Regions from separate parts of the Homo sapiens genome. Here region 2 is linked to region 1. Evidence: chromatin loops called from intact Hi-C (ENCODE). Cell type or tissue: ascending aorta. All regions are shown on one strand. Each heading gives the region's core, and the rest is flanking DNA. Links, peaks and the distances in the headings are about the cores only. Region 1 overlaps UBE4B (ubiquitination factor E4B). Region 2 overlaps UBE4B (ubiquitination factor E4B).

What was found. Peaks named below come from ENCODE experiments on the same cell type or tissue, not always from the same donor. Only the 100,000 strongest peaks of a DNase experiment are listed, where the experiment ranks them.
Region 2: a loop joins it to region 1, with 1.8 times the contacts of the local background. A loop is called at or near these places in 7 of 110 quality-filtered maps.

The regions. Positions count from the first base shown.
Region 1 is chr1:10,045,117-10,048,031 of GRCh38, forward strand. The region is part of intron 1 of UBE4B (ubiquitination factor E4B); the gene reads left to right. Among named protein-coding and RNA genes, the nearest start is that of UBE4B, 14 kb to the left of the region's middle. In ascending aorta, for the core only: no CTCF peak of the experiment used is centred there; a DNase peak (open chromatin) is centred at 1,455; H3K4me3 peaks cover 391 bases; H3K27ac peaks cover 2,419 bases.
Region 2 is chr1:10,126,106-10,129,020 of GRCh38, forward strand. UBE4B (ubiquitination factor E4B) reads left to right here. Exons shown (of 28, transcript NM_001105562.3): 11 at 689-772. Among named protein-coding and RNA genes, the nearest start is that of KIF1B, 83 kb to the right of the region's middle. In ascending aorta, for the core only: no CTCF peak of the experiment used is centred there; no DNase peak of the experiment used is centred there; H3K27ac peaks cover 732 bases.

The sequences.
Region 1 (2,915 bases), core at 126-2,625:
CTAATGCCACTGCTGATCTTGCAGGAGGCGGAGCTCAGGTAGTAATGCGAGTGATGGGGAGTGGCTGCAAATACAGATGGAGCTTCACTCCCTCACTCGCGTGCTTGCTTGGTACTGGTCTGTGGCCCAGGGGTTGGGGACCCCCGCATTAGGGAGCTTCAGAGAGGCCGAAATCCATAAGTGTGTGAAGCCATGTCACATTTTGTAACTGAACATACAGTTAGGAGGATTGCATTTCACACTCAGGCAATGCAACCTTAGGTCAGAGACACTCCACATTCCTCAGAAAGAAATTTCAGGGCTATGAGAGCCTGGTGTAACTGATGACAACTCTGTCCTTGTCTGTTGTTCAGGCATTTTGTTGTGGTTTAATGTGCCATATTTTGTTTCTCTTGGTGGTGAAAAATAATGGTACAGTCTACAGTCTGACATATTTGATGAAATATGGTCTATGTCCAGCATTGTTCTAGACCATGAGGGTACACCTGTGGACAAAACAGAAATCTCTGCCCTCCTGGGCATTCTGGCTGCTGTGAAGAGAATAGATAAGGAGGAAAGAGCAAAAGCAGAGAGAAAGGCGGCCATCGAAGGAGTCCCAGGGAGAGATGATGTGGGGGCCACCAACTGGGGTTAGTGGTTGAGAGGGGGAGAAAGGGTCAAACACTAGATGGTCAGATACATTTTGTGGGTAGAGCCAATAGGATTGGGTAGTGAGTTGCATGTGGAGTATGAAAGAGTGGAGTCCAAGGTGCAGGGATGAGTTAGGTTATCATCGAGTTGATTGTTGTAACAGAGAGACATGAAGTGGCAGCTGCTTAAGCCAGATAGATGTTTATTTCTCTCTAAATAGAAGTCTGGGTAGGAGGCCGGGGCTGGTATGGCAGCTCTGCGCTCATTAGGAGCCCAGGTGCCTTCTGTCTTGTACCTACTTTCCTACCATATGGCTTCCATCTTTTGGCCCTTGTATGTCTGCATTCTGGCCAGAGAGGGGAGGGGAGGTCATGTGCCTCTTCATGGCACAGCTTGAAAGTTGCACAGATCACTCCTGTTTACCTCTCACTGGCTGGAACCCAAGTCACATGGCCACAGCTACTTGCTGGGAAGGCTGAGAAATAGTTTTTCTTGGGCAGCCATGTGTTCAGCTATACGTTCTCTCACATCAGAAAGGGAGAGCAGTCTATGCCTTTCTTTCCAAACCCTTCTCCCGAGGGAGACAACCCCGGATCAACTTCAGAGTCCAGAATCCCTGGGTGATGTACATTCCAGGAATCTTTAGTTTAAAACAAAGTTATCAGGGGCTCTGCTGTCCCCCATACAGTGGTGGAGAGGTTAGGATAATGGAAGTAGAAAGTCCTGTTTGGAAAAGGGAAGAATGGGGAGTAATACTCTGCGCTGGTCCATAGCCATTGTCAGCTCCTGCCAGGCTGAGCTGTGAGCGCTTCCTCCCCTGGCAGTACTGTGAGGTTCTGACCTCGCCTTTCTGGCAACCTTGATTCTGGTCTCTTGAAGGAGCTCCCTTGTGCCTGGCCCTCTGTAGCCTCTGACTTTATTTTCTGGAGAGTTTTTCTGTGTTTCTTTTCCTCTGGGGTCAGATCTGAAGTGGACATTGGAGGCTATCCTTTTTGTAGGGCTAAACAGTTTCTCCAGCTTGCTTCTTGTGGATATTGAAGGAGTAGGCTTTTTCAACCCTACTTAGCCCCAAATTACCAGACTCTGAAAACTTTGATTGTAGACCGCGGACATTCCTCAGGCAGACTGTATTCCCTTTCATCTTTGCATGCGAATTGGCAAGCTTTGGCTTGAGTCTGCTTCATGTTTGCAGGACTTCTTAGCCAGTAAGCACCAAATTTTGTATTGTTCGACCAGTTCCCCTAGAATTACAGGCCATGTTGGCATGCAGGCTGTTTTCTAAGATATCACGGGTTTTGCCAAATGTTTTATTGTGATCTCTGAGGGTTGCCATTCTTCCATCCTACAGTATCTGTGCCCATGCTGACCCCTAAGCCAATGCTGCATATTTGTATTGTTAAGGTTGATTACTTCCAGCTTCCAGATTCTGTGTATTAGTTAGGATATTGATTTGACTGCTGTGGCAGAGGTCGGAAATAATAATGGCTTGAACAAGATGTTGATTTTTTTCTATTTCAAGTGAAAATCTGGGTAGGTGGCTGAGAGCTGGCTTAGTAACTCCATGCCTGCTAGGGGGCCAGACTCATGCTGTTTTGTGCACTGTCATCCTCTAGCTTATAGGCCAGGAGGGCTGCTCCAGCTTCTTTGAGGAAATCTGCATCCCAGTCCTTAGGAAGGGACTCAAGTGGGAGGAGAGGGCATGTTCTATCCCATAAGAGCATGGCCAGAAAGCTTCATATATCTTTTTTTTTTTTTTTTTTTTTTTGAGATGGAGTCTCACTCTTTGCCCAGGCTGGAGTGTAGTGGCGTGATCTCGGCTCACCGCAAGCTCCGCCTCCCAGGTTCACGCCATTCTCCTGCCTCAGCCTCCCGAGTAGCTGGGACTGCAGGTGCCCGCCACCACACCTGGCTAATTTTTTCTATTTTTAGTAGAGATGGGGTTTCACCACGTTAGCTAGGATGGTCTCGATCTCCTGACCTCATGACCCACCCGCCTCGGCCTCCCAGAGTGCTGGGATTACAGGCTTGAGCCACCGCCCTTGGCCCATATGTCATTACTTACATCTCCTTGGCTAGAGCTTAGTCTCCTGGCCACACTCAAATGCAAACATGGTTGAATGCATTTTATTTATTTTACTTTTTTAGAGACAAGGTATTTTTTGTCACCCAGGCTAGAGTACAGTGCAGCCTCTAACTCCTGGGTTCAAGTGATCCTTCTGCCTTAGTCTCCTGAGTAACTGGGAGGTGTGTGCCACTGTGCCCAGCTAATTTTTAAATTTTTATTA
Region 2 (2,915 bases), core at 181-2,680, 81 kb after region 1:
GTGGCCAACAAAGTGAAACCCCGTCTCTACTAAAAATACAAAAATTAGCCAGGTGTGGTGGCACATGCCTGTAATCCCAGCTGGCTCGGGAGGCTGAGGCAGGAGAATCACTTGAACCCCAGAGGCACAGGTTGCAGTGAGCCAAGACTGTGCCATTGCACTCCAGTCTGGGTGACAGAGCGAGACTCCGTCTCAATATAGATAGATAGATAGATAGATAGATAGATAGATAGATAGATAGATAGATAGAAAGGAGGAAATATTGGAACATTTAATTGAATTTTTTAACAGGTTATAGATGCTTGGTAATCAAGAACATATTAGTTGCTGAGATGTGCAGAATTTAATTGAGTAGAGCAACGACTCCTGGAGAGTTCTTCAACAGGCTCCAAATGTATGGGTTTTGTTGAATTACTGGGTTTTGTTGAATTACTGGGGGTCCTGTCAGAGTATTAGAGTTCACCAAACTCCTCTTACTTCTGGAGAATTCAGCTGTATTACTTTATGGTTAGACTTGTCAAAGAACAGGTCAACACTCTGGCTGAATTCTAGACTTTTATATGCAAAAAAGCTTTTCCCTGGGGAAGGAATGAAATTTGGACATTCAGTTCTAGCACCTTATTTGACATACTTCCCACTCTTAGATTCTCTTAAACTTATATTTCTGATTTTGTTTTTTTTCTTATAGATATTTATCCCCATTTTACAAGGCCTGGCTCTTGCTGCCAAAGAGTGCTCCCTCGACAGTGACTACTTTAAATACCCCCTCATGGTAAAACTTTGTTCTTTTTCTTTAACTCATTCAATAGATGTTTTTCTTTCAGATTATTTTGACATATACTTTTCTTTCAGGTCCATGAGATCAACCTTGTTTTCAAATTTAAAACATGAAATCACTGTGTTGGCCATGCAGAGTGTTTGGTGTGCAGTGAGATGCATCAGTGAAGACAGTTAGCAGCCTGGTACATCTTCCACCTATCCAAGTCCTAGACAGGAGTTAAATGCACTTATTACAATGTACTTTGTATAGCTTATGAAAAAGATAACTTATCTCCTAGCAATGAGCATACCATAGTTGGGATGAAATTTTGTTACTTAAAAAAAAAAAACCTATTAAAAATGCAAATAAAAAAGGCAAAGCTGTACATACTAAGAAAATGAATACAATTTTATCTTTATGTGTTTACTTTGTGCAGAAAATCTCAGTGTAGCTCTCTTGTTCACCCTCCCTGTTTCCTAAGGTCATATTTACTTGGGAAGTAGAAATCTGCTTAGCTCTTTAACGCACTTAGAGCAGGCATACATTGTGGACAGAAGCTTCAGCTAGATTCCCATGGGGAGGCTTGAATGTTGTGAAAATGCTGAAACTAGAATGAAAATTAGAAGCTCCTTTCTGTTCTGAATTCGCTTATTTGAAATTTTGGGAGAAAAGTATTTTGAAGTGTTACTGAATATTTTCGTTGCAGAAGTGTAAAGGAAAAAATATCAAAATGAAATTAGTTTATTCTATGTATAAATTAAGTCTTATGTAAATTGAGACCATGGTTGTTTTTCTTACTGTATTTATTTCTTTTACTTATTCCACTGATTGGATTCCATTATACCATGAATTCATTACTGACGATCTGTTCTGTGCTAGACACTGGTGATACAGAAGCTAGGAAGACAAGGTCCCTCTCCTCAAGGCACTCATAATCTACTGCAAAAATAAGAGCTACAGCGCAACAGTTGAACAGATACTGTGATAAATGTTAAAACAGAGCTGTACACAAAGGGTGTATTTATCTATTTAAAAAATTCAAACCTGTCATGGCACTAAAAGGCTACAAGAATGCTGGGAAATTAGAAGGTGAAACCAGAATTCCTACTTTAAAAAATAATTTTAAGTGGATTTATGCCAGAGCTCTTTCCATTGTACATGTTATTGGGGCTCCTGGTAAAATTATTTGAATCCTTATGTATTGTTCTCCCTGTGGCAGATAAAAGGAAGTGGAATAATCTGATTGTTTGAGTTCAGTGATGAAATATTTTAGTGAACACTAATTATCACCATATTATGTAGATGTTCCTTCATGGGACTGTTGGCTTTTGGGTTGTGGTGTGAATTAGCTTGATGTTTCAGTGAGGAGCTTTTAGCATCTGATATCACCAAAATGTCCTTTTGTTCAAAAGACAGAGGCCTCCATTGTGGTAGACAGTGATTTCATTTTGTGCCATTATTGATGCTTGCATAATAACGAGGACACAGTGAGTGAGAGGGTACAATAATGAGAGGCAGGAAGCGGAAGACTGTTGAAGCTAAAATCAGAAATCATTGTGATCATTCTCTAGGTCAGTGGATCCTGCTGTGCCATACGTTGGAATCACCTTGGAATCAGCTGGGGATCTTTAAAGGTGTTTCTGCCTGGCTCCCCACCCCAGACCTTGTGATTTAATTCACCAGGGGTGTGGCATGGCATTGGGGTTTCCAAAGGCTTCCCATGTGATCCTAATATGCAGCCACGTTTGTGAACTCCTGCACTAGGCAGTGAGAACGCTTCCTTCTGAGTTGAGGCTGCCTGAACCTCAAAGGCATCTCAACGTTGTGTCAATGCCTAAATGCACTCTTCGGCTCATGTAGCAACTTCTAGAGCTGCGTCCGAATCACAGAGGAAATTAACTGTTGAAAATAATGTTTGATTGAGTTACCATGGGCATGCTAAATTATGTTTATGTCCCTAAAAAGTGTTTTTCATCGTTCTCTAATGTTAGGATGGTTGGATGTCTGAAGGAAAGTGTTGGAATTCTTAAAAGTACTAGAAATCTTGAAACCAAGTTATGTTTTTAAATATGTTTTGAATTTGATAGCTTATTAAATTGTAATTATTTATAGTCATGTTTAACACTGGCAAGAGGAGCCATCTAAAGTTTATGAA